3 separate regions of the Homo sapiens genome follow, and regions 1 and 2 are each linked to region 3. Evidence: read pairs that join two places in POLR2A ChIA-PET (ENCODE). Cell type or tissue: PC-9. All regions are shown on one strand. Each heading gives the region's core, and the rest is flanking DNA. Links, peaks and the distances in the headings are about the cores only.

Evidence for each region. Peaks named below come from ENCODE experiments on the same cell type or tissue, not always from the same donor. Only the 100,000 strongest peaks of a DNase experiment are listed, where the experiment ranks them.
Region 1: POLR2A ChIA-PET joins it to region 3 with 5 read pairs; 4 of 35 experiments call an interaction of 5 or more read pairs at or near these places.
Region 2: POLR2A ChIA-PET joins it to region 3 with 5 read pairs; 3 of 35 experiments call an interaction of 5 or more read pairs at or near these places.

What each region holds. Positions count from the first base shown.
Region 1 is chr2:157,967,099-157,977,909 of GRCh38, forward strand. No RefSeq gene overlaps it. Among named protein-coding and RNA genes, the nearest start is that of ACVR1, 96 kb to the left of the region's middle. In PC-9, for the core only: no CTCF peak of the experiment used is centred there; a DNase peak (open chromatin) is centred at 4,833; H3K27ac peaks cover 1,676 bases.
Region 2 is chr2:157,949,120-157,959,930 of GRCh38, forward strand. No RefSeq gene overlaps it. Among named protein-coding and RNA genes, the nearest start is that of ACVR1, 78 kb to the left of the region's middle. In PC-9, for the core only: no CTCF peak of the experiment used is centred there; no DNase peak of the experiment used is centred there.
Region 3 is chr2:157,821,385-157,832,195 of GRCh38, forward strand. All of the region lies in intron 1 of ACVR1 (activin A receptor type 1), which reads right to left. Among named protein-coding and RNA genes, the nearest start is that of ACVR1, 50 kb to the right of the region's middle. RefSeq lists an enhancer at 9,651-10,152. In PC-9, for the core only: no CTCF peak of the experiment used is centred there; a DNase peak (open chromatin) is centred at 4,697; H3K27ac peaks cover 1,944 bases.

The DNA of each region.
Region 1 (10,811 bases), core at 2,377-7,376, 150 kb after region 3:
TCTGTAGTTTTTGTGTCCGGAATTGGTGGGATCTTGGTCTCACTGACTTCAAGAATGAAGCCAAGTACCCTTGCAGTGAGTGTTACAGTTCTTTAAGGCGGCATGTCTGGAGTTTGTTCCTTCTGATGTTCGGATGTGTTCCGAGTTTCTTCCTTCTGGTGGGTTCGTGGTCTCGCTAGCTCAGGAGTGAAGCTGCAGACCCTCCCGGTGAGTGTTACAGCTCTTAAGGCGGGCGTCTGGAGTTGTTCCTTCCTCCCTGTGGGCTCGCGGGCTCGCTGGCTTTAGGAGTTAAGCCGCAGACCTTCGCCGTGAGTGTTACAGCTCATAAAGGCAGTGTGGACCCAAAGAGTTAGCAGTAGCAAGATTTATTGCAAAGAGCGAAAGAACAAAGCTTCCACTGTGTGGAAGAGGACCCAAGCAAGTTGCCACTCTGTGGAAGGGGACCCGAGCGGGTTGCCACTGCTGGCTCGGGCAGCCTGCTTTTATTCTCTTATCTGGCCCCACCCACATCCTGCTGATTGGTAGAGCCGAGTGGTCTGTTTTGACAGGGCACTGATTGGTGCATTTACAATCCCTGAGTTAGACACAAAGGTTCTTCATGTCCCCACCAGATACAGAGTGTGGACACAAAGGTTCTGCAAGACCCCACCAGAGTAGCTAGATACAGAGTGCCGACTGGTGTATTTACAATCCCTTAGCTAGACATAAAGGTTCTCCACGTCCCCACCAGACTCAGGAGCCCAGATGGCTTCACCCAGTGGATCCCCCACGGAGCCTGCAGGTGGAGCTACCTGCCAGTCCCGAGCCATGCGCCCACACTCCTCAGCCCTTGGGTGGTGGATGGGACTGGGCTCTTGGAGCAGGGGGCAGCACTCCTCGGGGAGGCTCAGGCGGCACAGGAGCCCACGGAGTGGGAGGGGAGGCTCAGGCATGTCGGGCTGCAGGTCCTGAGCCCTGTCCCGTGGGAAGGCAGCTAAGGCCTGGCCAGAAATTGAGCACAGCAGCTGCTGGCCAGGTGCTAAGCCCCTCACTGCTGGGGGCCGGTGGGGCCGGCCGGCGGCTCCGAGTGCGGGGTCCGCTGAGTCCATGCCCACCTGGAACTCGCGCTGGCCCACAAGCACCGGGCGCAGCCCCAGTTCCCACACGCGCCTCTCCCTCCACACCTCCCCGCAAGTTGAGGGAGCCAGCTCCAGCCTTGGCCAGCCCAGAAAGGGGCTCCCACAGTGCAGCGGGAGGCTGAAGGGCTCCTCAAGTGCCGCCAAAGTGGGAGCCCAGGCAGAGGAGGCGCCCAGAGCAAGTGAGGGCTGTGAGCACTGCCAGCACACTGTCACCTCTCATTTTCTTTTTCTGTTATGTCTTTTCCTGGTTTTGGTATTAGGGTTATGCTGGCTTCATAGAATGATTTGAGGGGAGGGTCCCCTCTTTCTCTGTCTTGTGGAATAGCATGAATAGGATTGGTACCAATTCTTCTTTGAACGTCTCTTAGAATTCTGCTGTGAATTCGTTTGGTCCTTGACTTTTTTTGTTGTTGGTAATTGTTGCTATTACCATTTCAGTCTCTCTACTTGTTACTGGTCTGTTCAGAGTGCCTAATTCTATCTGATTAAAGCTAGGAAGGTTGTATCATTCCAGGACTTTATCCATCTCTTCTAGGTTTTCTAATTTATGCACATAAAGGTGTTCATAGTAGCCTTGATGATCTTTTGTATTTCTGTGGTGTCAGTTGTAATAGCTCCCATTTCGTTTCTAATTGTGCTTATTTGGATTTTCTCTCCTCTTGGTTAATCTTTCTAATGGTTTATCAAGTTTATTTATCTTTTCAAAGAAGCAGCTTTTTGTTTTGTTTATCTTTTGTATTTTTTTGTTTGTTTCAATTTCATTTAGTTCTGCTCTGATCTTGGTGATTTCCTTTCTTCTGCTGGGTTTGGGTTTAGTTTGTTCTTGCTTCTCTAGTTCCTTGAGGTATGACTTTAGATTGTCTGTGCTCTTCCAACCTTTTTGATGTAGGCATTTAGGGCTATGAACTTTCCTGTTAGCACTGCCTTTGCTGTATTCCAGAGGTTTTGATTGGTTGTGTCACTATTGTCATTCAGTTAGAAGAATTTTTAAATTTTCATCTTGATTTCATTTTTGACTCAGTGATCATTCAGGAGAAGGTTAATTTCCATGTATTTGCATGGTTTTGAAGGTTCCTTTTGGAGTTGATTTCCAGTTGTATTCCACTGTGGCCTGAGAGAATACTTGAATTCAATTTCAATTGTCTTACCTTTATTGAGGCTCGTTTTGCAGCCTATCATATGGTCTTTTGGAGAAAGTTCCATGCACTGTTGAATAGAATGTATATTCTGTGGTTGTTGGGTAGAATGTTCTGTGTATATCAGTTAAGTCCCTTTGTTCCAGGGTATTGTTTAAATTTATTGTTTTTTGTTGACTTTCTGTCTTGATGACCTGTCTAGTGCTGTCAGTGGAGTATTAAAGGCCCCCACTATTATTGTGTTTCTGTCTATCTTATTTCTTACTTCTATTAATAATTCTTTTACAAATTTGGGAACTCCAGTGTTAGGTGCATATATATTTAGGATTGTGATATTTTCCTGTTGGACAAGACCTTTTATCATTATATAATGACCCTCTTTGTTTTTTCAACTGCTGTTGCGTTAATGTTTGTTTTGTCTGATATAATAACAGCTACCCCTGCTTACTTTTGGTGTCCATTTGCATGCAATGTCTTTTTCCATTCCTTTCCTTAAGTTTACGTGAGTCCTTTTGTGTTAGGTGTGTCTCTTGAAGGCAGCAGATGGTTGGTGAATTCTTATCCATTCTGCAATTCTGTATCTTTTCAGTGGAGCATTTAGGCCATTTACATTGAACGTTTGACTGAGATGTGAGCTATCATTCCATTCATTATGCTATTTGTTTCCTGTATATCTTGGGTTGTTTTTTTTTTTTTAAATTGTATTTTTGTCTTGTAGGTCTTGTGAGATTTATGCTTTAAAGAGGTTCTGTTTTGATGTGTTGCCAGGATTTGTTTCAAAATTTAGAGCTCCTTTTAGCAGTTCTTGTAGTGCTGGCTTGGTAGTAGTGATTTCTACCATTTGTTTGTCTGAAAAAGACTGTATTTTTCCTTAATCTACAAAGTTTAGTTTCACTGGGTACAGAATTCTTGGCTGATAATTGTTTGTTTGTGAAGGCTGAAGATAGGGCCCCAATCCCTTCTAGCTTGTAGACTTTCTCTGAGAAATCTGCTATTAATCTGATAGGTTTTCCTTTATAGGTTACCTGGTGTTTTTGCCTCACAGCTTTTAATATTTTTTCCTTCATCTTAACTTCAGATAAGTTGATGACAATGTGCCTGGGCAATGATCTTTTTGTGATGAGTTTCCCAGATGTTCTTTGAGCTTCTTGTATAATGTCTAGTTCTCTAGCAAGGCCAGAAAAGTTTTCCTTGATTTTTCCCCCAAATACACTTTCCAAGCCTTTAGATTTATCTTCTTCCTCAGGAACGCTGAAGATGCTTAGATTTGGTTATTTAATATAATCCCAGACTTCTTGGAAGCTTTGTTCATATTTTCTTATTCTTTTTTCTTTGTCTTTGCTAGATTGGGTTAATTTGAAAACCTTGTCTTTAAGCTCTGAAGTTCTTTATTCTGCTTGTTCAATTCTATTGCTGAGACTTTTCAGAGCATTTTGCATTTGCATAAGTGTGTCCATTGTTTCCTGAAGTTTTGATTGATTTTTATTTATGCTATCTTTTTCATTGAATATTTCTCCCTTCACTTGTATCATTTTTTGGATTTCCTTACATTGGGCTTCACCTTTCTCTGGTGCCTCCCTGATTAGCTTAATAACTAACCTCCTTCTGAATTCTTTTTCAGGTAGATCAGGGATTTTTTCTTGGTTTGGATCAATTGCTGGAGAGCTAGTATGATTTTTGGGGGGTGTTAAAAAACCTTTTTTTGTCATATTACAAGAGTTGGTTTTTGGGTTCCTTCTCATTTGGGCTTTGTCAGCAGGAACATCTCAGGCTCAAGGCTGTTGTTCAGGTCCTTTTGTCCCACGGGGTGTTTTCTTGTTGTAGTACTGTCCCCCTTTTCCTAGGGATGTGGCTTCCTGAGAGCTGAGCTATAGTAATTGTTATCTCTCTTCTAGCCATCCAGCAAGCCTACCAGGCTCTGGGCTAGTAGACTTGCTCTAGTAGACAGGTTCTGGGGGTTGTCTGCACAGAGTCCTATGATGTGAACAATCTGTGGGTTTCTCAGCCATGGATACTGGCACCTGCTCTGGTGGAGGTGGCAGGGGTATCAAATGGACCCTGTGAGGGTCCTTAGCTTTGGTTGATTATTGCACTATTTTTGTGTTGGTTGGCCTCCTGCTGGGAGGTGGTGCTTTCAAGAGAGCATCAGCTGTGGTAGTATGTGGAGGAACAGGTGGTGGGAGAGGCCTTAGAACTCCCATGAGTTTATGTCCTTTGTCTTCAGTTACCAGGGTGGGTAGGGAAGAACCATTAGGTGGGGGCAAGACTAGGTGTGTCTGAGCTCAGACTCTACTTGGGTAAGTCTTGCTGCGGCTCCTGTTGGGGGTGGGGGTGAGGTTCAGGTTCCTAGGTCAATGGAGTTTTGTTTCCAGGAGGATTATGGCTGCCTCTGCTGTGTCATGCAGGTTGTCAGGGAAGTGGGGGAAAGCTGTCAGTCACAGGCCTCACCCAGCTCCCACCCAACCCAAAGGGCTGATCTCACTTCCACCATGCTCCCACCCCCAACAGCAACAAGTCTGTTTCCAGGCAGTGGGCCAGCAGGACTGAGAACTTGCCCCAGGCTACCCACCTCCCAGCTGTGAAAATAACTAGGGCTTTCCTTCCTCTCCCACCTGTGGAGTATGCACACCAGATTCACACCCTCCCCCAGTTTCTGGCCAGGAGGCTTCTAAATTGGTTCAAATTGTTACAAAGTTCAGCTGGTGCTTTTCTTCTCCCTGTGGCCTTTTCCCAGTGACTCTGGTAGCTCTCCTCAAGGATGCCTGTGAGGTGAGGCAGAAATGTCTTGCTAAGGGACCCAGCAAGCCCACAGAGATTTTCCTTCTGCTTCCTCTACCTCTGTATTTCACTCAGCTCTCTAAATTGACTCAGCTCCAGGTAAGGTCAGAATCTTCTCCCATAATCTAGACCTTCAGGTTCCCCAGTGGGGATGTATGTTCATGGATGAACAATCTTCCTTTCCCACTTGCAGAGTTTGGGCACTCACAGTATTTGGGGTGTCTCCAGAGTCTTGCAGGAACAATCCACTTCTTTCGGAAGATATATGGGTTCTCTTGGCTTTCCTAATATATTTCTACAGTCATACTGGAGCAAAAGTTCACAGTACAAGCCTCCACAGGCTGTTGTGTCTGTCCAAGTGGGAGCTTCAATCTAGTCCTGCCTGTCTGCCATGATCTCATCTCTCCTTCTTTTTCTAAGTCCACTAATCCCATGATGAGGGCCCAAGCTCATGACCTAACCTAACCCTATTTACCTTACCCTAACCCCATCTTTAAATATCATCATATTGAGAGCTAGGGCTTCAGCATGTGGATTTAGAGACAGTGAGGGGGAACATTCAGTCAAAAACACCTTATAATATTTTTTGTTTTGTAAAGTTATTAATAGTGTCCCATTTTTCATTTCTGATGTTAGTAATTTTAGTCTGTTTTTTCTTTTCTTTCTTTCTTTTTTTTTTTTTTGGATACAGAGTCTTGCTCTGTCAGCTCTGTCACCCAGGCTGGAGTGCAGTGCTGCAATCTCAGCTCACTGCAACCTTGCTTCCTGGGTTCAAGTGATTCTCCTGCCTCAGCCTCCCAAGTAGCTAGGATTACAGGTGCGTGCCACCACACCTGGCTAATTTTTGTATTTTTAGTAGAGATGAGGTTTCACCATGTTGGCCAGGCTGGTCTCGAACTCCTGACCTCAGGTAGTCCACCTGCCTCAGCCTTCCAAAGTACTGGGATTTCAGACATGAGCCACCACGCCCGGCTGAGGTTTGTTTTTTTTTTTCCTTGCCTGGTGAGATTAGCTAAAGTTTTGTCAATTTTGTTGGTCTTTTCAAAGAACCAACTTTTGGTTTTACAGATTTTCTCTATGATTTTTCTATTTTCTATTTCCTTTATTTTCTCTGTAATATTTATTATTTCTTTTCTTCTGTTTGCTTCGGATTTGCTTTTTTTTTTTAGCTCTTTAAGATAAAGTTTTGGTTTTGATTTGAGATCTATCTTTTTTTAAAAAAAAATAGGCATTTCTAATTATACATTTCCCTCTAGGCACTATTTTTACTGCATCTCCTAAGATCTGGTGTACTGTGTTTTTATTTTCATTTATCTCAAGGCATTTTCAAATTTCTTTTGTAATTTACTTTTTGACCTTTAATTATTTACAACTGTGCTCAATTTTCTTGTGAAATTTCCAAATTTTCATGTTATTAATTTCTAATTTCATTTCACTGTGGTCACATAGTATAATTTGTACCATTACAGTCTTTTATACTTTATTAAGACTTGCTTTATGGTGTAACATATGTTTTATCCTGGCAAATGTTACTTGTGTGCTTGAGAAGAATGTGTATTATTTTATTAATAAATGGAGGTTCTTTAGATCTCTGGAAACTGGACTATACCTTGTTCAAGTCTTCCATTTTCTGGAAGACATTCTGTCTAGCTATTCTAACCACCATTGAAAGTGGGTTAATTAATCTCCAACTACTGTTGAATTGACTATTTTCTCCTTCAATTCTGTCAGTTTCAATTCTGTTAGAATTTGGGGTTGTTTGGTGCATATATGTTTATAATTCTTACATGTTTTTGATCAATTAACTCTTTTTTTTTTTGAGACAGAGTCTCACTTTGTTGTTCAGGCTATATAGTACAGTGGTACGATCTCAGCTCACTGCAACCTCCACCTCCCGGGTTCAAGTGATTCTCTTGCCTCAGCCTCTTTAGTAGCTGGGATTACAGGTGCATGCCACCATGCCTGGCTAATTTTGGTATTTTTAGTAGAGACAGGGTTTCTCCATGTTGGCCAGGCTGGTCTCGAACTCCTGACCTCAAGTGATCCACCTGGCTTGGCCTCCCAAAGTGCTGGGATTACAGGCATGAGACACCATGCCTGGCTGATTAACTCTTTTATCATTGTAAGATGTCCTTCTTAGTCTTTAGTAACAATTTTTTGTCTTAAAGTCTACTTTAATAATATAGTCATTCTAGGTCTCTCTTAGTTACAGTTTGACTGGTACATCTTTTTTCATACTTTTATTTTCAACCTCTTTGTGTCTTTAAATCTAAAGTCTCTCATAGACAGCATATAGTTGAATCTTGCTTTTAAATCTGCTAACCCCTTTTTTTTCTTTTTTTGAGACATAGTTTCACTCTTGTCACCCAGTCTGGAGTGCAATGGCACAATCTCGGCTCACTGCAACCTCTGCCTCCTGGGTTCAAGCAATTCTCCTGCCTCAGCCTCCCAAGTAGTTGGGACTACAGGCACCTGCCACCACACCTGGCTAATTTTTTTTTTTTTTTTTGTATTTTTAATAGAGACGGAATTTCACCATGTTGGCCAGACTGGTCTTGAACTCCTGACCTCAGGTGATCCACTCATCTCAACCTCCCAAAGTGCTGGGATTACAGGTGTGAGCCACTGCACCTGGCTGAATCTCTTATTTTTAATTTGAATGTTCAACCAGTTTACATTTAATGAAATTGCTAATAATGTAATGTTCTCATTTGCCATTTTTCTACCTGTTTTTTAGATGTTTCATGTCTTTTTCAATCCTTCCTTTATTAATACCTACTTTTGTGTTATAAATATATTTTCTAATGTATTGTTTTAATCCTTCATTGTTTCTTTTACTGTATTTATTTTTATTTTCTTTTTTAAAATAATTTTTAATTTTCAATTTCTGTGGGTACACAGCAGCTGTATATATTCATGGGTTACATGAGATGTTTTGATAGAGTCATGCTATGTGTAATAATCACATCATGGAAAATGGAGTATTCACACTCTCAAGCATTTATCCTTTGTGTTACAAACAATCCAGTTGTATTCTTTTAGTTATTTTAAAATGCACAATTAAATTATTTAATTTTTTTCTTCAACTTTCATTTTAAGTTCAGAGGTACATGTGCCAGATGTTCAGGGTTTTTTCACATAGGTAAATGTGTGCTGTGGTGGTTTGCTGCATGGATCATCCCATCACCTAGGTATTAAGCCCAACATGCATTAGCTGTTTTTCCTGAGGCTCTGCCTGCCTTCACCCCTGCTCCAACAGGCCCCAATGTGTGTTTTCCCCCCAATATGTCCCTGTGTTCTCATCATTTAGCTCCTACTTATAAGTGAGAACATGTGGTGTTTGGTTTTCTGTTCCTGCATCAGTTTGCTGAGGATAATGGCTTTCAACTCCATCCATGTCCCTGCAAAGGACATGATCTCATCCTTTTCTTTGTGGCTGCATAGTATTACATGGTGTATATGTACCATATTTTCTTTATCCAGTCTATCGTTGATGGGCATTTAGGTTGTGTTCATGTCTTTGCTATTCTTAATAGAAAATGCACAATTAAATTATATTAATGGTAGCCACCCTGTTGTGCAGTCAAATACTAGGCCTTATTTATTCATTTTAACTTTTTGATACCTATTAAGGATCTCACCTCCTCCTATCCCCCACTAACCTTCCCAACCTCTGGTAACCATCCTTCTACTCTCTATCTCAATGGGTTCAATTGTCTTTATTTTTAGGTCCCACAAATAAATGAGACCACGTGATGTTTATATTTCTGTGCCTGGCTTATTTCACTTAACATAATGAATTCTGGTTCCATCCATGTTGTTGCACAGGGATCTTATTCTTTTTTATGGTTGAATAGTACTACACTGTGTATGAGAATCACATTTTCTTTATCCATTATCTGTTGATAGACACTTAAATGCTTTCAAATCTTGACTATTGTTAACAGAGCTGCAACAAACATGGGAGTGTAGATATCCCTTCGACACACTCATTTCCTTTCTTTTGGGTATATACTCAGTGGTGGGATTGCTGAATCATATGGTAACTCTATTTTTCATTTTTTGAGAAACCTCCAAACTGTTCTCCACAGTGGCTGTACTAATTTACATTCCATCAACAGTGTACAAAGGTTCCCTTTTCTCCACATCCTAGCCAGCATTTGTTATTGCCTGTTTTTGAGGCCATTTTAAGTGGGGTGAGATGACATCTCATTGTAGTTTTGATTTGTCCCTTCCTCTGATGATCACTACATTGAGCATCTTTCATAGGTCCGTTTGCCATTTGTATCTCTTCTTTTGAGAAATGTCTTTTCAAATCTTTTGCCCATTTAAAATTGGATTATTAGTTTTTTTTACTTTTTTTTTTTTTTTTTGTCACCCAGGCTGGAGTGCAATGGTGCGATCTCGGCTCACTGCGACCTCCACCTCCTGGGTTCAAGCGATTCTCCTGCCTCAGCCTCCCGAGTAGCTGGGATTACAGACATGTGCTATCACGCCCGGCTAATTTTTGTATTTTTAGTAGAGATGGGGTTTCACCATGTTGGCCAGGCTGGTCTCTAACTCCTGACCTCTGGTGATCCACCCGCCTTGGCCTCCCAAAGTGCTGGGATTGCAGGTGTGTCCCACCATGCCTGGCCAGATTTTTTTTTTTTTTGACAGAGTTGGTTGAGCTACTTATATATACTTGTTATTAATCCCTTGTTAGATAGGTAGTTTGTGAATAATTTTTCCCATTCTGTGGGTTGCCTCTTTCCTTTTTGGGTTGTTTCCTTTGCTATACAAAAGCTTTTTAACTTGATGTGATCCCATTTATGCTTTTTTGCTTTGGTTGCCTGTGCTTGTGGGGTATTACTCAAGAAATCTTAGTGCAGTCCAATGTCCTGGAAGTTTCCCCAATGTTTTCTTGTAGTAGTTTCATAGTTTGAGGTCTTTAAGTCTTTAATCCATTTGGATTTGATTTTTGTATATGATGAGAGATAGGGGTCTAGTCTCTTTCTTCTGCATATGAATGTCCAGTTTTCCCAGCATCATTTATGGAAGAGACTGTCTTTTCCCTAGTGTATCTTCTTGGTACCTTTGTCGAACATGAGCTCACTGTAGGTGTGTGGATTTGTTTCTGGGTTCTCTATTCTATCCCATTGGTCTGTGTGTCTGTTTTTATTCTAGTACCATGATGTTTTGGTTACTATAGTCGTGAAGTATAATTTGATGCCAGATAATGTGCTTCCTCCAGTTTTGTTCTTTTTGTTTAGGATAGCTTTGGCTATTCTGGGTCTTTTGTGGTTCCATATAAATTTTAGGATTTTTTTTTCTATTTCTGTGAATAATGTCATTGGCATTTTGATAGGGATTGCATTGAATCTATAGATTGCTTTGGGTAGTATGGACATTTTAACAATATTGATTCTTCCAATCCATGAACATGAAATATCTTTCCAATTTGTGGTGTCCTCTTCAATTTTTTTCATCAGTGTTTTATAGTTTTTATTATAAAGATCTTTCACTTCTTTGATTAATTTCTAGGCATTTAATTTTATTTGCAGCTAAAGTAAATGAGATTACTTTTTAAAATTTCTTTTTCGATTTGTTCACTGTTGGCATATAAAAATGCTATTGATATTTGTATGTTGATATTGCACCCTGCAACTTTACTGAATTTGATTATACGTTCTAACAGTTTTTTGGTGGAGCCTTTAGGTTTTTCCAAATATAAGATCACATAATCTGCCAACAAGGATAATTTGATTTCTTCCTTTCCAATTTGGATGCCCTTTTCTTT
Region 2 (10,811 bases), core at 2,953-7,952, 130 kb after region 3:
ACTGTGCCTGGCTCCCCTTTACATTCTTTAATTTAATTTAGAGACAAGGTCCTACTCTGCTGCCCAGGCTAAAGTGCAGTGGCATAATCACAGCTCACTGCAGTCTCCATCTCTTGGGCTTATAAATCATTCTCCCACCTCAGCCTGCCAAGTAGCTGAGGCTACCGGCCCACACCACTACCTCCAGCTAATCCTTTACACTCTTAATTATAAAATGTATAATACATATATTATTTTCCTTTTGTCCATTTTCTACCTTTTGTCTCATATTTTATCTCCATATTCTCCACATGTTTTCTTACTTTAGCTCTGGACAATCTTCACAGGCAAAACAGGAAACAGTCCATATCATCAAAGCTCTGTTGGATCCCCGGTAGAATCAGCTCTGTCTCTTTCCCTTTATCCTCCACCTAAAATCACAGGCAGTTTTACAGGCTCAGTTAATACCTGGGATATTATAACCCTGTTGTGAGTATTTATAAAGAGCAAACAATCACAGATATGAAGCTAAAATGAACTGGAGTATAGAGAGTTTCAGACATTTGCCCAAGTCTTAGGCAAAACGTGTCACATTGCCTTTAAAATTTCTCGTCTGATTCTAATAATTTGCTTAAATGAAATTTGTCTGGTAGAGCCAAATGGAAAGATCCCAGTATAAAAGGGAAGAAACCATCAGGTATCCAGTAAGAGAGCATGACGTTGCATGAGTGGGGAGTGGTAACAAAATCAGAGGAGACCAAGTATAATTAGATAATGAAAACATTTTAAACCCATAATATTAATAAGAGTTGAACATTGACTCCTTTGTAAATACTTTACTATATCAAAGAAGCTTGGCTAGAACTTAAGGAAGCTGAGCTTCTACCTTGTCAATTAATAATTCTGTGACCTTTGAAATTTTCTTTCCTTTACTCTCCTCACATATAAGGAACTTATACAAGTGAAATTATAGTTGGTCCTTTGTTGTGTCTGTGGTTCCCCATCCATGGATTTAACCAGTCTCAGTTAGAAAATATTTGGAAAAAAATAATTAAACATAACAAGACAATGATAAAAAAGAATGCCAATTCAAAAGAATGCAATACAACAATGCTTCACATAGCATTCACATTGTGTTGGCATTATAAGTAATCTAGAGATGATTTAAAGTGTATAGGAGGATGTGCTCAGATAATAAGCAAATACTACACCACTTTATATCAGGGACTTGAGCTTCCATGGATTTTGGTATCCTCGGGGGTCCTGGAACAAATCCCCTGAGGATACGAAGGGATGACTGCACTTAGAAAAAAAGAAGATTCAATGGGAGAAATGTGAGCCACCTTTTCTTTCCCTTTTTTAACTGATGACTAAAAATTGTATATATGTATGGTGTACAACATGATGTTTTGATATATGCATACATTGTGGAATGGCTAAATCAAGCTAATTAGCATATGCATTACTTCACTTATTTTTTTGTGCTGAGAACACTTAAAACCAACTCTCTTAGCTACTTTCAAATATTCAATATGTTATTAACAATAGTCACCGCAACATACATCTCCTGAAGGTATTTCTGATAGTTAACTCAAAATTTATATTTCTTGACTTTTCTTGACTAGCATCTATATCTCCAATCCTGCTATTTTATGTCATGACCTTCCCGACCAACGGGGAACCATGAGCCCCTAATAACCACCATTCTAATTCTACTGTCTGCTTCTATGAGTTTGACTTTTTCAGATTGTCTTTCCGTGCCTGGCATATTTCACTTGACATAATGTCCTCCACGTTTATCCATGTTGTCACATGACAAGATTCCCTTCTTTTTTAAGACTGAATAGCATTCCATTGTATAGATACACATTTTCTTTATTCATCCATTGATGGACACTTAGGTTGATTCTATATCTTGGTTATTGTGAACAATGCTGCAATAAACATGGGCAAGCAGATATCTTTTTGACATATTAATTTCATATCCTTTGGATATATACCCAGAAGTGGGATTGCGGGATCATATGGTAGTTCTATTTTTAATTGTTTTGAGGAACCTCCATATTCTTTTCTATAATGGCTGCACTAATTTACATTTCCACCAACAGTGTACAAGCGTTCTCTTTTCTCCACATCCTCACCAACACTTGTGTTTTCTATTATAGCCATTCTAACAGGCATGAGGTGATAGATCATTGTGATTTTAATTTGCATTTTTCTAATGATTAGTGATATTAAGCATTTTTTCATATACCTGTTGGCCATTTGTATGTCTTTTTTGCAAAAATGTTTATTCAGGTTTTTGGTCCATTTTAAAATTGGGGCTGACCCTGGGCCCACTGCCTAAGAATTAGCTCTGCAAGGAACAGCAAAAAATAAAAATAAAATAAAATAAAATTGGGTTATTTGTTTTCTTACTATTGAGGTGTACAAGTTCTTTATATATTTTGGACATTAACCTCTTTGTATGATTTGCAAATATTTTCTCCCATTCTGTAGGTTGTTTCTTCACCCTTTTGATTGTTTCTTTGTTATACAGAAGCTTTTTGGTTTGATGTAATCCCATTTATCCATTTATCTATTTTTCCTATTGTTGCCTGTAGTAAGCCACTTTTTTTAAGTTATTAAACTTCAAGAGGAGAGAGGTCTTTCTGACCATACACAGATATTCTCATGTCTTTTTTTTTTTTTTTTTAATAGAAAACAGGCTGGGCATGGTGGCTCATACTTGTAATCTCAGCACTTTGGGAGGCCAAGGCATGTGGATCACCTGAGGTCAGGAGTTCCAACCAGCCTGGCCAACATATGAAACCCCGTCTCTACTAATAATACAAAAATATAAAAAATACACAGAAAGGCTGAAGCAGGAAAATTGCTTGAACCCAGGAGTCAGAGGTTGCAGTGAGCCGAGATTGTGACACTGCACTCCAGCCTGGGTGATAGAGTGAGACTCTGTCTCAAAAATAAGTAAATAAATACATAAATATAAAACATACACTAATGGGTTAAGCCTAATTTAGCTTCAGGAATTGGAAAATTAGATTTGGTTCCTACCTCTGAACACTCACTGCTTTTTGCATGATCTTAAACAAGTTGCATTTCTCCTTTCATTCATTCTCCATCTGTAAGTCAGTAAGTCCTCCTTAATTGTGTTTTCCTCTTCAGAGGAATGGTGTCAAACTTCAAGAGAAATACAGCCAAGTTCTTAGGTTTTTAGAGTGGTAGTTAGGCAGACACGAGCAGGGCAGGAGAGGGCCCCCACCAGGAATGTCAGGTGACCATCAGGTTATGGTCAGGTTGTTGTTAAACTGTCTCTCCAAAATAATTGGTTGCAGCTGGCGCCACGAAAAGACAGCCTCCCAATAGACAGAAAATACCCGAAGCTGGTGATCAGTAGCTTTCCGATAGAATTTCAGGAGTTGGGCAAATGGGCTCAAACATGCACACTAAGAGGCAAAATGGCAGAGTTTAACTGGTATATGACCTTCCTCTAGGAACGCTCAACTGGTAAGGAAAAAATGCCCCAGGTGAGCATGCACACAACTTCAGTAAACACACTGCACATGCAGCCCCTCCCAAGTGCTGGCGGGCCATCACACATATGGACTGCCCACTCCAAGGGAAAAATCAAGGAAGAAGAAATGCCAACCCCAGAACCGTGCCAATGTAGAAAACCCCAAGTCAAGGGACAAACGGGGCACTTGGATCTCTCAAGTGGTCTGCTGGGCCCTCTTCCAAGTGTACTTTTCTTCCTTTCATTCCTGTACTAAAACTTTAAATAAACTTTCACTCTTGCTCTAAAACTTGCCCCTGTCTCTCACTCTGCCTTATGCCCCTTAGCCAAATTTTTTCCTCTGAGGAGGCAAGAATCAAATTGCTGCAGAGCCATATGGATTTGCTGCTGGAATGAGGTGACTTCACAACCCTCCCCAGTAGTCGCCAGGAGCTGGCAGAGTGGCAGTAACTTCTGCTGCCCACCGGAGTAAAATGCAATCTGAGTCAAAGAGCCATAAAGTGTACTCAGAAATTAAAAATCTATAGGCAGGGAATTCTAGCTGGGGGTCAGGTTTTCCAAGCAACCAGGGATTTTCTTTGCTTTTAGGCATTTTCTTGTCATCTTGAATGAAAAGTATTAAATACTATGTAACAATTTTTTTTTCTTTGAGACAAGGTCTCACTCTGTCACCCAGACTGGAGTACAGTGTTATAATCACAGCTCACTGCGGCCTCAACCTCCCAGGCTCAGGTGATCCTCTCTCCTCATCCTCCCAGGTAGCTGGGACTACAGGGGTACGCCAACATGCCTGGCTAATTTTTTGTATCTTTAGTAGAGATGGAGTTTTGCCATGTTGTCCAGGCTTGTCTTGAACTCGGGCTCAAGTGATCCTCCCACCTTGGCCCCCCAAAGTGCTGGGATTATAGGCATGAGCTACTGCGCCTGGCCAACAATTTTTTAAAGATAAGGAATTACCATTAAAACCAATGATTCTTAACTCCATCCAGGCGCAACTCCCTTCCTATTATAGATATTTTATAAGACCTGCTTACAATTCTGTCATTAACTAAATAGACTATATAACTTACAAGTGAACATAATTTAAAAAAGCAACATAACACCTGATTATGTAAAGGAGTAATAAAAGCAAAGTTGTTTATAATATAGTATGTATTTCAAAAGGTAAATATCTAGTTTTGACTTCTAGACAAAATAACTTAGATGCTTACTTACACTAATATATAGAATAAATGTAAATGAGACAGCTATACATGTAGTCTGATATAGGTGTGTTATATTGGAAACTTTAAAATCATATGCAGCATTGCGAGTGATTATGTGATTTTCCTAAATGTTGAATACCTTATGGTATATTTCTAACAAAATATTCCTGGAAGCTGGGCTTGGTGGCTCATGTCTGTAATACCAGCACTTTAGGAGGCCAAGGAAGGAGGATCACTTGATGCCAAAGTTCAAGACCAGCCTGGGCAACATTGGGAGACCCCCATCTCTAAAAAAAAAAAAAAAAAAAAAGCAAAAGCTGGGCATGGTAGTTACTACTACCATGCTACATGGTAGGACTACCCCTGTAGTCCTAGCTACTCAGGAGACTGAGGTTGAGGTTGGAGGACTGCTTGAATCTAGGAGTTTGAGGATGCAGTGAGCTATGATCATGCCACTGCACTCCAGCCTGGGCAATAGAGCAAGGCCCTGTCTCTTTAAAAAAAATTTCTGGAAAATTTAAATCTATTAAACACATGAAGAAACTACTTGGTATTTATTTGCAAAATGAATTAAGTTCTAATTTTAGATCATTAAAAACACCTTTTTCAGCTAGAGATATGTCTTTGGTGGACTTTGAAAAGTATGCGAGATGTAGGGCAATTCTTACTGCATGGGACAGTCTTATGCATTTTAAGAAATTCTGTATTGGCTGGGCGCAGTGGCTTATGCCTGTAATCCTAGCACTTTGGGAGGCTGAGGTGGGCAGATCACCTGAGGTCGGGAGTTCAAGACCAGCCTGACCAACATGGAGAAACCCTGTCTCTACTAAAAATACAAAATTAGCCGGGTGTGGTGGTGCATGCCTGTAATCTCAGCTATCCGAGAGGCTGGGGCAGGAGAATCGCTTGAACCCGGGAGGCAGTGGCTACAGTGAGCCAGGATTGCACCATCGCACTTCAGCCTGGGCAACAAGAGCAAAACTCTGTCTCAAAAAAAAAAAAAAAATAAGATGTAAAAAAAGAAATATTGTATTCCCAGTACCAATCCACTAAATGTTAGTTGCTTCCAGTTGTAACACTACAAAAACTTTCTCACAAATGTTTAAAATGCTAACTAATAGTAATACCACCCCTAATGAGAAACTCTATTATAAACAATGTCTGGCACTTGATATGTATTTAATACATGCTTATTGATTAGATGGATGAATGATTATATAAATATTAAATCTCAAAAATAACTTTAATTTCTGACTGTAAGTATCAGAAAACCCAACCAACAGTAGTTTAGACAAATTAGAGTATATAACTTTTCACTAAGAAGTTTGGAGTTAGGCAACCCAGGATTGGTCCCACAGCTCATGATGTCATCATTGTTTATGGTTTCTGTTTTATTTCTATTTAGCCATTCTTAGCAAATGTGTTACTTCCTAATGAATTAAAGATGGGTGCTTCATCTCTGGTTCTCACATCTATATTCGAAGCAGAAAAGTGGAAGGAAGAGGAAAGGATCATTGCCCACAGACTTCCTCTTCTCTTATTGGCCAGAACTATGTCACATGATCAGTGCTAGCTGCAAGGGAAGCTATCATCCTCTCCCTCAAAGTAATACTGCTGCCATATAAAATATAAACAAGCCAGGCACCGTGGCTCATGCCTGTAATCCCAGCACTTTGGGAGTCTGAGGCAGGTGAATCACGAGGTCGGGAGTTCGAGACGAGCCTGACCAACATAGTGAAACCCCGTCTCTACTAAAAATACAAAAATTAGTCAGGCGTGGTGGTGTGTGGCTGTAACCCCAGCTACTCAGGAGGCTGAGGCAGGAGAATCGCTTGAACCTGGGAAGTGGAGGTTGCAGTGAGCTGAGATTGCGCCACTGCATTCCAGCCTAGGTGACAGAGTGAGACTCCATCTCAAAAAAAAAAAAAAAAAAAGAAAAAAAAAATATATATAAACAAATAAACTTTCAAACATATTACTGAAATGCCAAGAAAGTAAAGGCTCCCAGAAACTAAAAATAGAGTGAACATGGAACCTCCTAAGAGGTGAGAAAAGTGCTAAGGCTTTTGCCTTAAGAACATATGCTAAACTGTAGTGATCTTGACATTGCATTTATAATGGTTTCACAGGAAGTGGGGTGGAGAACAGAAGACAAAGCTTGAGGTCTGCCCAGTGTTTGGAGTCTAATAGTAGACCTTGACTCAAAGTTGGAATATGAAATGGCAAGCCACAAACTATAGAAAATATTCATGAAGATGTGTGTTCAGAATATGTAAAAACTTCTACAAATAGGTATCAAAAAGAAAACCCAATTTTAACCAGGAACAAAAGTCTTGGCAAGACACTTTAAAAAAGAAGATACGCTAATAGCCAATAAGGCCATGAAAAGACACTCAACATCATTAATCATCAGGCAAATGCAAATTAAAAGCACAATGAGATACTATGACACATCCATTAGAAGGGTTAAAATTTAAAAGACTAATCAAACCAAATATTGGAGAGGATATAGAGCAACTAGGACTTTCATACATTTCATATATTGCTGATAGAAATATAAAATACGCAATCATTTTGGAAACTGCTTTGCAATTTCTTAACATGTTAAACACATACCTACTATATATCTTAAGATGTTAAACACATACCTACTATATATCCAAGATAAGTGAAAATATATGTCTACACAAAAGCTTGTACATGAATGATCATAGCACCGTTAATAATAATAGTCAAGAAGTAGAAACAACCCAAATGTCCATCAACTGATAAAAGCATACACAAAATATAGTATATCCATACAATGGAATATTGTTTAGCTGTAAAAAGGAATAAAGTACTGATACATGCTACGATATGGATGGACCTTGAAAACATGATGACACATGAAAGAAGCCAGACATGCAAAAAAATACATATTATATGATACCATTTACATAGCATGTATCCAGAATGGGTAAACTCATACAAACAGAAAGATGGTTAGTGGTTGTTGGGGGCTGGAAGAGAAGGAAGTGGGGAGTGACTTCTAATGAGTAGAAGGTTTCTTTTTAGGGTGATAAAATATTATGGAATTAGATAGTGGTTATGCTTGCATAACTGTGCCAAAAACCACTGGATTGTATACTTTAAATATGGGTGGATTGTATGGCATCTGAGTTACATCTCAATAAAGTTGTTGTTAAAAAATATATATAAGCTATATACATCATCAACACTGCCACCATCCCAATTACCATTGCCAATATCTTGGTATACAGCCTTCTAAACTCATTTCTGTGCATCACATATACTTGTTAAAGAATGAAAATTGGATTACACCATGCATATCCTTTAAGAAGTGTTGTTGTTGTTGTTTAGATACAATATTTCACTTTATTACCTAGGCTGGATGTAGTGGTGCAATCATAGCTCACTGCAACCTCAAACTCCTGAGCTCAATTGATCCTCTCAATCCTCCTGCCTCAGCCTCTTAAGTAGGTAGGACTACAGGTACATGCCACAACACCCAGCTAATATTTTAATTTTTTGTAGAGACAGGGTCTCACTATGTTACCCAGGCTGGTCTCAAACTCTTGGCCTCAAGCAATCCTCCCACTTCAATCTCCCAAAGTGCTGGGATTACAGGCATGTGCCACCACATCTAGACTTTATAGAAAGTATTTTAAATTACAACACACATGACTTTATAATCATAAAGTAATATCAGACTGGAAGACCATTGTCTTTTTTCTGATTTTAGGAGTAAAACTGTCAGTCTTTCATCATTAAATATTATATGAGTTCTGGGGTTTTCATAGATTCTCTTTATCAGGTTAAGTTCCCTTTTACTCCCCATTTGCCAAGTGTTTTTTTTTTTTTTAAATCATGACATGGTGTTGCATTTTGTCAAATGCATTTTTTGCATTAATTGAGATGATCATATGGGATTTTTCTTTATTAATATGGTATAGCCTATTGATTGATTTCTTTATGTTGAGCCAACCTTGCATTCCTGTGATAAATCTCGTTTGGTTATGGTATAAAATCCTTTTTTAAGTGTAAATTGGCAAATTTTATTTATTTATTTATTTATGAGAGGGTCTCGCTCTGTTGCCCAGGAGTGCAGTAGTGTAATCTTGGCCCACCGCAACCTCCACCTCTTGGGCTCAAGCAATTCTCATGTCTCAGCCTCCCAAGGAGCTGAGACTATAGGCATGTGCCACCACACTTGGCTAATTTTTGTATTTTTTGGTAGAGGTGGGGTTCCACTGTGTTTGCCAGGCTGGGCAAATTTTATTTAGACCTAATTAATCTACATATGAATGGACCTCACTGTCTCAATTATGGAGTTTCATTATAACATCATCGTATTATTCCATTCTCACACTGCTAATAAAGACATACTTGAGACTGGGTAATTTATAAAGGAAAGAGGTTTAATTGACTCACAGTTCTTCAGGGCTAGGGAGGCCTAAGGAAACTTACAGTCATGATGGAAAGGGAAACAAACATGTCCTTCTTCACGTGGCAGCAGCAAGGAGAGGTGCAGAGCAAAGTGGGGGAAAGCCCCATTTAAAACCATCAGATCCATGAGAACTCACTCACTGTCATGTGAACAACATTCAATTACCTCCAACTGGGTCCCTCCTATGACACATGGGGATTATGGTAACTACAATTCAAAATGAGATTTGGGTGGGGACACAGCCAAACCACAGCATTATGCCCTGGCCCCTTCCAAATCCCATGTTCTCACATTTCAAAACATAATCCTGCCTTCCCAACAGTCCCCCAAAATCTTAATTCATTCCAGCATTAACTCAAAAGTCCAGGTTCAAAGTTTTATCTGAGACAAGGCAAGACCCTTCTGCCTATGAGCCTGTAAAATCAAAAGCAAGTTAGTTACTTTCTAGTTACACTGGGGGTACAGGCATTGAGCAAATACACTCATTCCAATGGGGAAAAAATTGGCCAAAACACAGGGGTTATAGGCCCCATCCAAGTCTGAAACCCAGCAGGGCAATCATTAAACCTTAAAGTTACAAAATGATCTCCTTTGACTTCATGTCTTACATCCAGGTCATGCTGATACAAGAGGTGGGCTCCTATGGCCTTGAGCAGTGCCACCTTTGTGGCTTTGCAGGGTACAGCCTCCCTCCTAGCTGCTTTCATGGGCTGGCATTGGGTGTCTGTGACTTTTCCAGGTACATGGGGTAAGCTGTTGGTGGATCTACCATTCTGGGGTAAGACAGTGGCCCTCTTCTCACAGCTCTACGAGGCAGTGCCCCAGTGGGAGCTCTGTGTTGGGGCTCTGAACCCACATTTCCCTTCCACACTGCCCTAACAGAGGTTCTCCATGAGGGTTCCACCCCTGCAGCAAACTTCTCTCTGGACATCCAGATGTTTCCATATATCCTCTGAAATCTAGGTGAAGGTTCCCAAATTTCAGTTCTTGACTTCTGTGCACCTACAGGCCCAACACCTTGTGGGAGCCACCAAGGGCTTGCACCTTCTGAAGCAACAGCCTGAGTTGTACATTGGTCCCTTTTAGCCATGGCTGGAGCTGAAGCAGCCGGGATGCTGGGCACCATGTCCAGAGGCTGCATAGAGCAGGGTGGCCATGGGCCCAGCCCATGAAGTCATTTTTCCCTCCTAGGCCTCTGGGCCTGTGATGAAAGGGGATGTTCTGAAGGTCTCTGACATGCCCTGTAGGCATTTTCTCCATCGTCTTGGTGATTAACATTTGGCTCCTTGTTACTTATGCAAATTTCTGCAGTGGGCTTGAATTTCTCCCTAGAAAATGGGTTTTTCTTTACTATCGCATCATCAGGCTGCAAATTTTCCAAACTTTTATGTTCTACTCTCTCTTGAATGCTTTGGCACTTAAAAATTTCTTCTGCCAGATATACTAAATCATTTCTCTCAAGTTCAAAGTTTCACAGATCTCTAGGGCAGGGGCAAAATGTCATCAGTCTCTTTGCATAGCAAGTGACCTTTACTTCAGTTCCCAACAAGTTCCTCATCGTCATCTGAGACCACCTCAGCCTGGACTTTATTGTCCATATCACTATCAGCATTTTGTTCAAAGCCATTCAACAAGTTTCTAGGAAGTTCCAAACTTTCCCATATCT
Region 3 (10,811 bases), core at 2,814-7,813:
CGTGGTGGCAGGCACCTGTAATCCTAGCTACTCGGGAGTCTGAGGCACGAGACTCGCTTGAACCCGGAAGGTGGAGGCTGCAGTGAGCCAAGATCAGCGCCACTGCACTCCAGCCTGGGGAACAGAGGGAGAATTTGTCTAAAAAAAATAAAAAATAAAAAAATAAAATAAAAAAATCAGTGCCATGAAATGAATATCTATATAGTAAACTCTAGCAAATTTTCAAAAACCATTCATTGAGCTGAGTTTTTTTCCAAAAATTTAGCCAACTTATTTGGCGATGGAGTTTCAATTCTTGGCAGCTAATCAAGCTGTGTAAAAGTCTGACCCTAAAGGGTCAAAGACACATTCCTGTGCAGGTGGTTGGAGGATGGCCATGAAGAAGGAGAAGGAAAATCCAATCAAATTTTCTAACTCTAATTTTGGGCATTTAACATTACAGTACAGTTTTCTTCAATCCAGTTTAAAAGAACATGCATAGTTTCTTAAAAGTTGTTGCAATATGATGGGACCTGAGTAACAGGCAAGCATAAAAAGCACTTAAAATCAAACAAGCTCTTGGCAGTCCACACAACAGCTAAGCAACAGGGGAAAAAAAAAATCAAGACAAGTTTTCTCAGCTCTTTAGTTACAATCATATCCTTGGCTTCTAGAAACTGTGGCTTCTAAACATTGAAAATCCTTACCCTTTCAAGAACCATTCCATACTCTCCCTGTCTGTTCACCCAGCCCATAAACCAAATAAATCAAGGTGTATCTTGCCGTGGAATTGCCATTAACCAGAACTACTTCAGAAAGCAGGATATGGTAGCAAGAACATGGACTTAGGAAGCAGCCAAACTCAGTTTTCCAACCTATTAAATGTGACCTCCGCAAATCATTTAACCCCTGAGTTTCAGTTTCCTTTTCCATGAAATGGGGTAAATACTCCCCATCTAGTTACTAATTATAGCAGCTATCATTTAGTGAGCTCTTAGTTCTATAACTGTGTTAACCACATTACTTGCATTGTCTGACCTAATCCTAACAATGAAATTGAGAGCTTATACTATTCCCAAATTATACATAAGAAAATGTGAATGACCATGAGAAATGGGAATTTCCAGGAATTTCTCCAGAATATATTCTTCTTAAAATACTTGCATTCTTTACTCATTATTTGGATATCCAAAAACATTGTTAAATGGGAACTATCACACTTAGTAGGATTTACAAAGAATTGTAGCATAGCAAATACTAAGATCCTGGAAAATGCTAGTGAACATTATTGGATGTTATGCCAGTAGCGGGCAAAATCCAGCCCACAGTCTGGATTTGTAAATAAAAGTTTTATTGCAACAGGCACACTTGTTCATTTTAAGTATAGTCTATGACTGCTTTCACACTGAAATGGTAGAACTGATAGTTGTAACAGAGTCCGTATGGCTTGCAAAACCGAAAATATTTACTACCTGGCCCTTTAGAAAGAGACTTTGTTGACCACTGCAATAACCTACATTCAGATCTACAAGCAAATTAACAGTACTACACAGATTCGTATGTTGAAGTCACCAATTTAAAGACTCAGTTTACTTCTAAAACTTATTTCTTGCAATACCAAGCGTAGGATATGTATACAGTATGCTATGCATATAAACTTATTTTATTTGCAAGGATGACACATCAATGGTAGTAGCAGATTGGGCCACAAAGACACATTTCTAACATGGCAACGGCGAGAAGAAATCATGACCCATTCTCTCCCACATGCTCCTATCCTGCACTGGCTCCAAAAAAGGTGGATCTTATCCTTCAACTCTGCAAGTCAGCTTTTCCTGTTCTTGCTTTCAACTTGACATCAGTGAATTCTTTCTACTGTCATTGTGTTGACTCATACAATTCTCACAGGAGGATTATAACACTTTTTCCCATTTACCTCATAAGTGATTTTTCTAGGGATTTGGAAAAACATATATATTTCCCAAGAAATCCTGAGAAGGAATTCTGTGACAGAAACACTGTTCTCTCCAGGTGTATATCTAGAGACAGAGTAGGAATCAAATATGTCAGACTTCTAGATAATGAAGAAAAAAAAGCCGGGGAACGAGGGCAGAGCATGAGGAAAAACAAAATCTCCAAGATGTTTTAAGGAAAAGATTCAGGTCTGCCTTACAGCCTAGAAAGACAACCAGGCCAAAGTGGAAATACAGTGAAGATGGGCTTTCCTAATGTTTTGGCCGAAATATTAGAGCACCTTTCTCCTCCAGAATTTAAAGTACAATTTGGCTAAGACAAAAGGGGCCCGCTATGGTTTACTTAATTACAGAGTGTAATTAAGTACCAGACTACACGTTTGAAGATAATCTGCCTACACTCCGTAACCTCGAAACCCTCAAGTGAAGTGGTTTGGTGGTCCATCAAAATCCCTTTCATCTGTCCAGCCAAAGATTCATTTACTCCTGCCAGAAATATAAAGTAAGGGAATCAAGGAGAAAACTTGAGGCAACAAAGGCAGTGAGTGGGCTACAGTAGCATAAAGAAGGTTCCATGCTTGAACCAACAGGTTCTGAGATGGGTCCCAGCCCTGGCCCATGTAATCTTTTCCTGCAAAACAGGCGTCATGACTCCCTTGCAGAGCTGCCACGTATGAAGTACATGGCACTCAGTGGATGCTAATAAATGGTAGCTAATGTTGTAAACTCAATATTTAAGGAGCAGCTATAAGAAGAGAAGTGACGATTACCAGGGTTGAATTATTAGGTTGAATCCTATGCAAAATTGCTGAGATTTGACCATTTTGACTCATCAAAATAGCAATTTAGGGCCAGGCACAGTGGCTTATGCCTGTAATCCCTGCACACTGGAAGGCCAAGATAGGAGGATTGCTTGAGCCCAGGAGTTGGAGACCAGCCTGGGGAATATGGCGAGACCCCATCTCTACAAAAAATTTAAAAATTAGCCTGGCATGGTGGTGCACACCTGTAGTCCCAGCTACTCAGGAGGCTGAGATGGGGGGACTGCTTCAGCCCAGGAGCTCGAGGCTACAGTGAGCCATGTTCATGCCACTGCACTCCAGCCTGGGCAACAGAGCAAGATCCTGTCAAAAAAGTAATAATAATAATAAGCAACTTTGAAATAAATATTACAAAGGGCTCCATAGGAAGCCTGAAAAGAGAACATGAAAGACTAATAGCCCAATACTCATTCTTCCACTGGTGGTGACTTAGAAAAAATCCAGACACCAAACAGGAAGGCTACAGACTAAAATAGAATACCCCCTTAAGTCAACTTCTCACCAGATATGAGGTGTGACTTCAGAGAAGATCAGATTCCACAAAAGACAGACACACATGCACTCCTCACTCATAAGTAACCCATGTCACTCACTCCTTTCTCTTTTTTTTTTTTGAGACAGAGTCTCACTCTCTCAACCAGGCTGGAGTGCAGTGGCACAATCTCCACTCACTGCAATCTCCACCTCCCAGGTTCAAGTGACTCTCCTGCCTCAGCCTCCTGAGTATCTGGGATTACAGGCGTATGCCACCACGCCTGGCTAATTTTTGGTGGAGATGGGGTTTTGCCATGTTGGCCAGGCTGGTCTCGAACTCCTGACCTCAAGTGATCTGCCCACCTCAGTCTCTCAAAGTGCTGAGATTACAGGAGTGAGAGATTACCACGCCCAGCCACTCCTTTCTCTCTCTCTTCTTTATTCCTGCTCTCTCCCTTTTCTATCCTTATTTCTTTCCCTATGCAAGGCCCACTGAAATCTTTGATTAACTAGTTTAGGAAGGAAATAAACACAGCCTTTCTGGTTAACTGATGTTACCAATTACACAGGAGGCCTTTCTATAAGCCTTTTAGAGCAGCTAGTAGCTCAATATAGACATCCAATGGATCCATCACACTTTCCCCCTATTTTTCTAATTCTCCTTCATTTTTTTCAAGTTCCATCAGCCTTTACCCAGTTAACAGGTCTGTGGTGGTTCCATGGAGTCAAATCAATTCCTGAGTGAGAAATGAGTTTCATGACAACTCATCAGGCCAGGGGTCCCCAACCCCCAGGCTGTGGACGGGTACTGGTCCATGGCCTGTTAGGAACCCGGCCGCACAGCAGAGGTAAGGGGCTGGCAAGTGAGCATTAGGCCTGAGCTCTGCCTCCTATCAGATCAGATCAGTGGCAGCATTAGATTCTCAGTGGAGCGAACCCTATTGTGAACTGCACATGTGGGGAATCTAGGTTGTACACTCCTTATGAGAATCTAACTAATGCCTGGTGATCTGATGTAAACAGTTTCATCCTGAAACCATACCTCTTCCTCCCCACTACTCCATCCGTAGAAAAAATGTCTTCCATGAAATCAGTCTGCTGTCCTGGGCTAACCCCAAGTAGCTTTAATCCAGCTATATGTACATCTCCAAATGGTTCTCAGCGAAGAATCAGAGCATCTTGAGTGAAGAGGGATTGAGAACAAGTGGAAGAGAAGAAAGAAGGAAATGGCCACTTCTTCCATTCCCCCAACACACGACTCCCTAAACAGAATCAGACTTCTCTGGTAATTAGATCGCCTTTCTGTCTGTTTGGCTCAGCTTTCACGTGTGTACACCCCATTGCAGCAGCACTCCAGCTCTCCTCATTACCATGAGACATCCGTGTTGTAACTGTTGCCTGGCAGGAATGTGGTAATCCTTGGTGATTATACTCACACATAAGACTATACAGGCTTTCATCAGCTCATGATCTCAGGCACTTTTACAAGAGTTCGCAAGACTGCCACCCACCAGGCCAGGACCAGATTTTCTGGTTTTCTAATGGAGTGTCTGGCATTTTGTTTCTCCTAGGCTGTACTATTTACCTTCACTAGACAGATATTTAGCAAAACTTCAACGAGGAGCCTCTTGAAAGTAGGAACTCTGTGTATTCAATGTGCTGCTATATCTCCAGTGCCTGGTCTAGCATCATGCCAAACTACTTAAATATTTGTGGCATGAATGAAGTTTAAAATTATAGAAAAAACAGGCTGAGCACAGTGGCTCATACCTATAATCCCAGCACTTTGGGAGGCCAAGGCAGGAGGATTATTTAAGCCCAAGAGTTCGAGACCAGCCTGGGCAATACTGTGAGACTTCATCTCCAAAAAATTAGCCAAGCATGGGTGGCACATACCTGTAGTCCCAGCTATTCATGAGGGCGAGGGGGGAAGGACTGCTTGAGCCTGGGAGGTGGAGGCTGCAGTGGGCTATGGTCACAGCACTGCATTACAGACTGGGCGACAGAGTAAGACCCTGTCAAAAAAAAAAAAAAAGAAACAAAAGAAAAGAAAGAAAAAGAGAGAGAAGGAAAGGAAAGGAAAGGAAAGGAAAGGAAAGGAAAGGAAAGGAAAGGAAAGGAAAGGAAAGGAAAGGAAAGGAAAGGAAAGGAAAGGAAAGGGAAAGGGAAAAGGAAAAGGAAAGGAAAGGGGAGAGGGGAGAGGGGAGAGGGGAAAAGGAAAAGAAGAAGGAAGGGAAAGGAAAGGAAAGGAAAGGAAAGGAGGAAGGTAGGAAAAGAAAGGAAGGAAGGAAGGGAAAGAAAGAAAGAGAGAAACAGAGAGAAAGAGAAAGAAAGAAAAAAAAACAAAAAGCATTAATAATTTCAAGCTCATAAACTTGGTAAAGAAAAAGAAACTTCTCTATCACTCTTACCATTTCTAGGGTAGAAATGGCTAAATTTCTACCCTAGGCTTAAATTCAAAGCAGTAGCAGAAAGTACCAAATACCTTCCTGCAAGTATTTATGTCATTACCAACCTAAGAAAAATTTTCACCAGATCATGCTTCCTAATTATGATTGAACAAGAATAAACTGAAAAAAAGACAATCAATATTATTTTTTATTATTTGGTTCTATTTATTGTTTGCCCACCAGCATGTAGGCATTTCTAAAGCTAGTCTAGAAACTGATTGCCCACTGTGCAGAGAGAACAAGGTAACAAGCAAAAAAACAAAAGAAAACAAAATCCAATAAAGTTAGGTAAAAAAGAAAAGAAAAATGAACAATGTTTTATGTGGCCTCGTTTTCTCATTGGTTTTGTGTGTGTATATACTACATACCCATAATTATGTCAGACAAGCCATGAATTGTATAAGTGTTTGCCAGTCCTGTAATGAGTTAATCTGAAAAATTAACCTGCACACTTCTTGAAAAGAAAAATAGTCTCTTACTTATCTCTGATTGTGTAATAATTGGGGTAGTATCCCTTCCATACTAACCAGTCAACAAATACTTGTTGGCCTATGAACAGTGAGTTAATTTAAAATAAGATTAAAGTCAAGAATTTAGGCAACTCTGGGTCTACCGCTGACTTGGTGGTCTTGAGCACTAGTGTCTTTCAACTCAGCTCTATCGTCTCTATGGGACTGAGCAGGGAGTCATCCAGGTCGATGGAGGTAACACTGAACCGATGAGCTAGACATGCCCCCGCACCACTGCTGTGTGACACTCAGAAGTCACTAACCCTTCTCACTCACCCTTCTCTGTTATCCTTTTATCCTAACTATAAAGAAAGAGCAGTGGCCCAAGTCACTACGTTTCCTTCTAGCTCAAAGATTCTTCTTAGGTATTTCTTTCATGATTGTTACTAGGATTCCTCAAGAATTATGCTAACAGCAAGGGGTATTCTTTAATTAAAGGTGCTGTTTTTGGGCCAGGTGTAGTGGCTCACGCTTGTAATCCCAGCACTTTGAGAAGCCGAGGTAGGCGGATTGCTTGAGCCCAGGAATTTTCTGGGCAACATGGCAAAACCTCGTCTCTACAAAAAAATACAAAAGGCCGGGCGCTGGGGCTCACGCCTGTATTCCCAGCATTTTGGGAGGTCCAGGCAGGCAGATCACCTGAGGTCAGGAGTTCAAGACCAGCCTGGCCAACATGGTGAAACCCCGTCTCTACAAAAATACAAAAAAAATTAGCCAAGCATGATGGCGGATGCCTGTAATCCCAGCTACTCGGGAGACTGAGGCGGGAGAATCGATTGAACTTGGGAGGCGGAGCTTGCAGTGAGCCGAGATCACGCCACTGCACTCCAGCCTAGGCAACAGAGCAAGACTCCGTCTCAAAAAAAAAAAAAAAAAAAAAATTAGGTGGGCATAGCAGTGGGTCCCTGTAGTCCCAGCTACTCAGGAAGCTGAGGCAGGAGGCTTGCTTGAGCCTGGAAGGCAGAGGCTGCTGAGATCATGTCACTGCGCTCCAGCCTGGGCAACAGAGGGATAGCAAAACTCTGTTTCCAAAAAAAGATAGCTTTCCAATCTACCTCTGTACTGCGATGGCACCCAACCCACTAATTAAAGAAAAAAATGTAAAAATAACATAATACTTTTTATTTAATTTAGCAGTTTCATTCTTAACTCAGAGATTAGTTTTTTGTTTTTTTGTTTGTTTGTTTGTTTTTTGAGACAGAGTCTCACTCTGTCGCCCAGGCTAGAGTGCAGTGGCACAATCTTGGCTCACTCCAACCTCTGCCTCCCGGGCTCAAGCGATTTTTGTGCCTCAGCCTCCTGAGTAGCTGGGATTACAGGCACCCACCACCATGCCCAGATAATTTTTGTATTTTTAGTAGAGATGGGGGTTTCCCCATGTTGGCCAGGCTGGTCTCGAACTCCTGACCTCAAGTGATCCACCTGCCTCAGCCTCCCAAAGTGCTGGGATTACAGGCGTGAGCCACTGTGTCTGACTGAGGTTTGCTTTTAATTTAATTTGCTCACCAATCATTTGCTCTCCAATTGAAGGATAACTGAGTACGAAAATGTACAAACAGAAGTACAGTAACAGTGGGTCTACCAAGAACAGTCTCTCAAGGGAGCAAAAGAATACATCCAGGTTCCCAAGACTGAAAGCATCCTGTCCATGTCACCCACCATCCCAAATCTACTAATCTTTCTTTATGTCCTATCTTCTGCAATGGAACCACTGAAGAATCTTGTAGACAAAGCCAGAAACCAAGTTTGCCTTACAAACCCCATCGCTGCCTACAACCCAGCCCAGGACCTCTCCCACCAGCAGTGGCCCAACTGACTCCTTCAAGGTCTCCTCTACATCCCTGCCATGAGTGTAGTAAATTGTTCATTGAGTAACGCTCACTAGTGCCTCTCCTCTGCTTAAAGCCATCAATGGTTCTCCTAGCTGGTGTAGATTTCTTGATTTTCATGATCTGGCCCCAGACATCTCCAACATCATCGAGTTATCATCTCATAGGTACCCTCACCCTAATTGTATCTTACAGCTCCCTGGGGACACCATGACCATGTTCACCTTCTGCCTTTGCACTTGTCTGCCTGAAATGTCTTTTTTCATCTGGCAAACTCCTATGCTTCAGGATCAGCCCCAGCATCACCTCCCAAAGCCCCCATGTCTACATCCTGTCTGAAATATTAACACATGCCCCCTCATCTGTTTTTCCCAAACTTAACTATTGTGGCCCTTAAAAGTGCATTTTAATTTTTAAATTTTACTATTTCCCTGGTGAGTCTGTGGACTCTTCAAAGTAAGAGTATTTTTCACCTATGAAACATCAAGGATAGTCATAAACAATAGGCCAAGAGGCTGGGCGCAGTGGCTCACGCCTGTAATCCCAACACTCTGTCTGGGAAGCCAAGGCAGGTGGATCACCTGAAGTCAGGAGTTCGAGACCAGCCTGGCCAACATGGTGAAATGCCATCTGTACTAAAAATACAAAAATTAGCCAGGTGTGGTAGCAGGCTCCTGTAATCCCAGCTACTTGGGAGGCTGAGGCAGGAGAATTGCTTGAACCCAGGAGGCGGAGGTTTCAGTGAGCCGAGATCATGCCATTGCACTCCAGCCTAGGTGACAAGAGCAAACTCCGTCTCAAAATAAAATTAAATAAAAGGCCCTTCATAAATGTTGATAATAAATGATGTACCCTGATAATGGATTCAAAGCAGAAAAGATACCATCCAAGAGAAATATGAACAATTTAAAAAATGAAAAAGAAATAATAATGCTAATGGAAAAAAGGAGGTAGACCTACTGGAACCCATTTTCAGTGTTGTCATGGCTTTTAACTCAAACTAAAAAACAAAACAAACTTCCCCAAACCCTAAGTTATAGACAAAGAGAACTACCAACGTTTCTGATTTCATACAAAAAGACAATGTGTAAACTAAGTGTATATACTCAACCACAGCTTCCTTGTGACTTACATTTGAAAACAAAGTATTCCCTACTCTAACATTTTAGGACATAATCTTTTTTCTAAATTTTATATACACACAGAGAGAGAAAACAAAACTTGAAATACTTATATACCATGCTAACAATGTAATATTACTGGAAACTAAATTGTTATCAATAAAATGTAAGAAGGGAGATGCTTTGTTTCACCAAAAAAAAAAAAAAAAAATGTAATTTTTTCCCAGAGAATTATTCCCAAGATGGTCACTTGGACTCATGCCCCCATACAATTCCCTTGGCTAAGCTCTCACTGGCTGGCCTGCTTCCAGATGTTGTCAGTCAAGGTGACTGAGGGAGCTCAAGTAGGAAAAAGAAGTGTTCTTCCTCTCACCATGACAATGTTACATTTGCTACATTTTTTGTCTTAGAAACAGGGTCTCACTCTGTTGCTCAAGTTGGAGTGGAGTGGCAGAAACATAACTCACTGTAGCCTTGAATTCCTGGTCTCAAACAATTCTCCCACCTTAGCCTCCCAAAGCACTAGGATTACAGGAATGAGACACCACACCTGGCCTTTACCTTCTTAAAGGTTTTTCCCCACCCCACTACCCATTTTCTCAGCCCCAGACTGTTTATATCACACTGGGAAGAAAAGACAAATAACACACATTGCTATATAATGTTATTCAATTTACTTTAATAAGCATGAAAAAGGTAACAGAAAGGAGGCAATGGCCAAAGACAAATGTTAAAGAAAAGAGTAGGAAGATCCAAGGAATAATAAATGGCTGTTATTAGCATTTGCTGGCTGGGATCACTTTTACACATGAAATTGCTTAATGCGTGAGTCATCTGAACTCATGACTGCACTGAATCATTTCATGTGTTCAAGCAAACCTGCAATGAAAATAACCCAGAAGTCTTGAGATGCCAATGACTCTCCAATCAAAATAATGAGGGTGGCAGATCTACCCGAGAAAAATCAAAAAACAAATAGGTGCTTAGAAAACAATTTTAAATCCTATTGTTTTCATAAAACAAGTGGGCAGAGTAAAGTGAGATTTTTTAGTTTACCAAAATTGGGACTGGGTTAAAATTTCAAAAGTTGAGAATTCACTGTTCTGGAGGATTCTGTGAGAGTCAACACTGGTGTCTACTCTGTGCCCACTGCAGGGTTGGGCCAGGAACTGGTTTCTACCCTCACTCAGTTCACAGGATGATCAGGAGAGCCCAATCCTTGGCTTCTACTCCAATAATGTTAGCTTTAAAATTAGTCTTACATGCTAATAGTTTCTCTGTCAGGGTGGTGAAAATGTTCTAACATTAGATAGTGGTGTCAGTTGAACAGTTCTGTGGCTACACTAAAAACCACTGAATAGTACATTATAAAAGGGTGAATGTTTTTGGTATATGAACTAACTCAATAAAACTGTTATTTTAAAAATCAGTTTGAAAGGTCTTACAGCCTTTTTTGTACAACTTAGACCTCGAGTACATGCTGGGCTGTACTCCTGGACCTAGCTTCACCACCTGGACACAGCTTGTCTCCCAGTTAATTTTTGTGAAAAGAGCAAAAGCTCTGGAATCGCACAGCTTGAGGAATGAACCTAGGCATGTTACTTCCCAGGCATTGGTATCTTAAGCACATTACTCTCTGCCTGTGTCCCATCTAT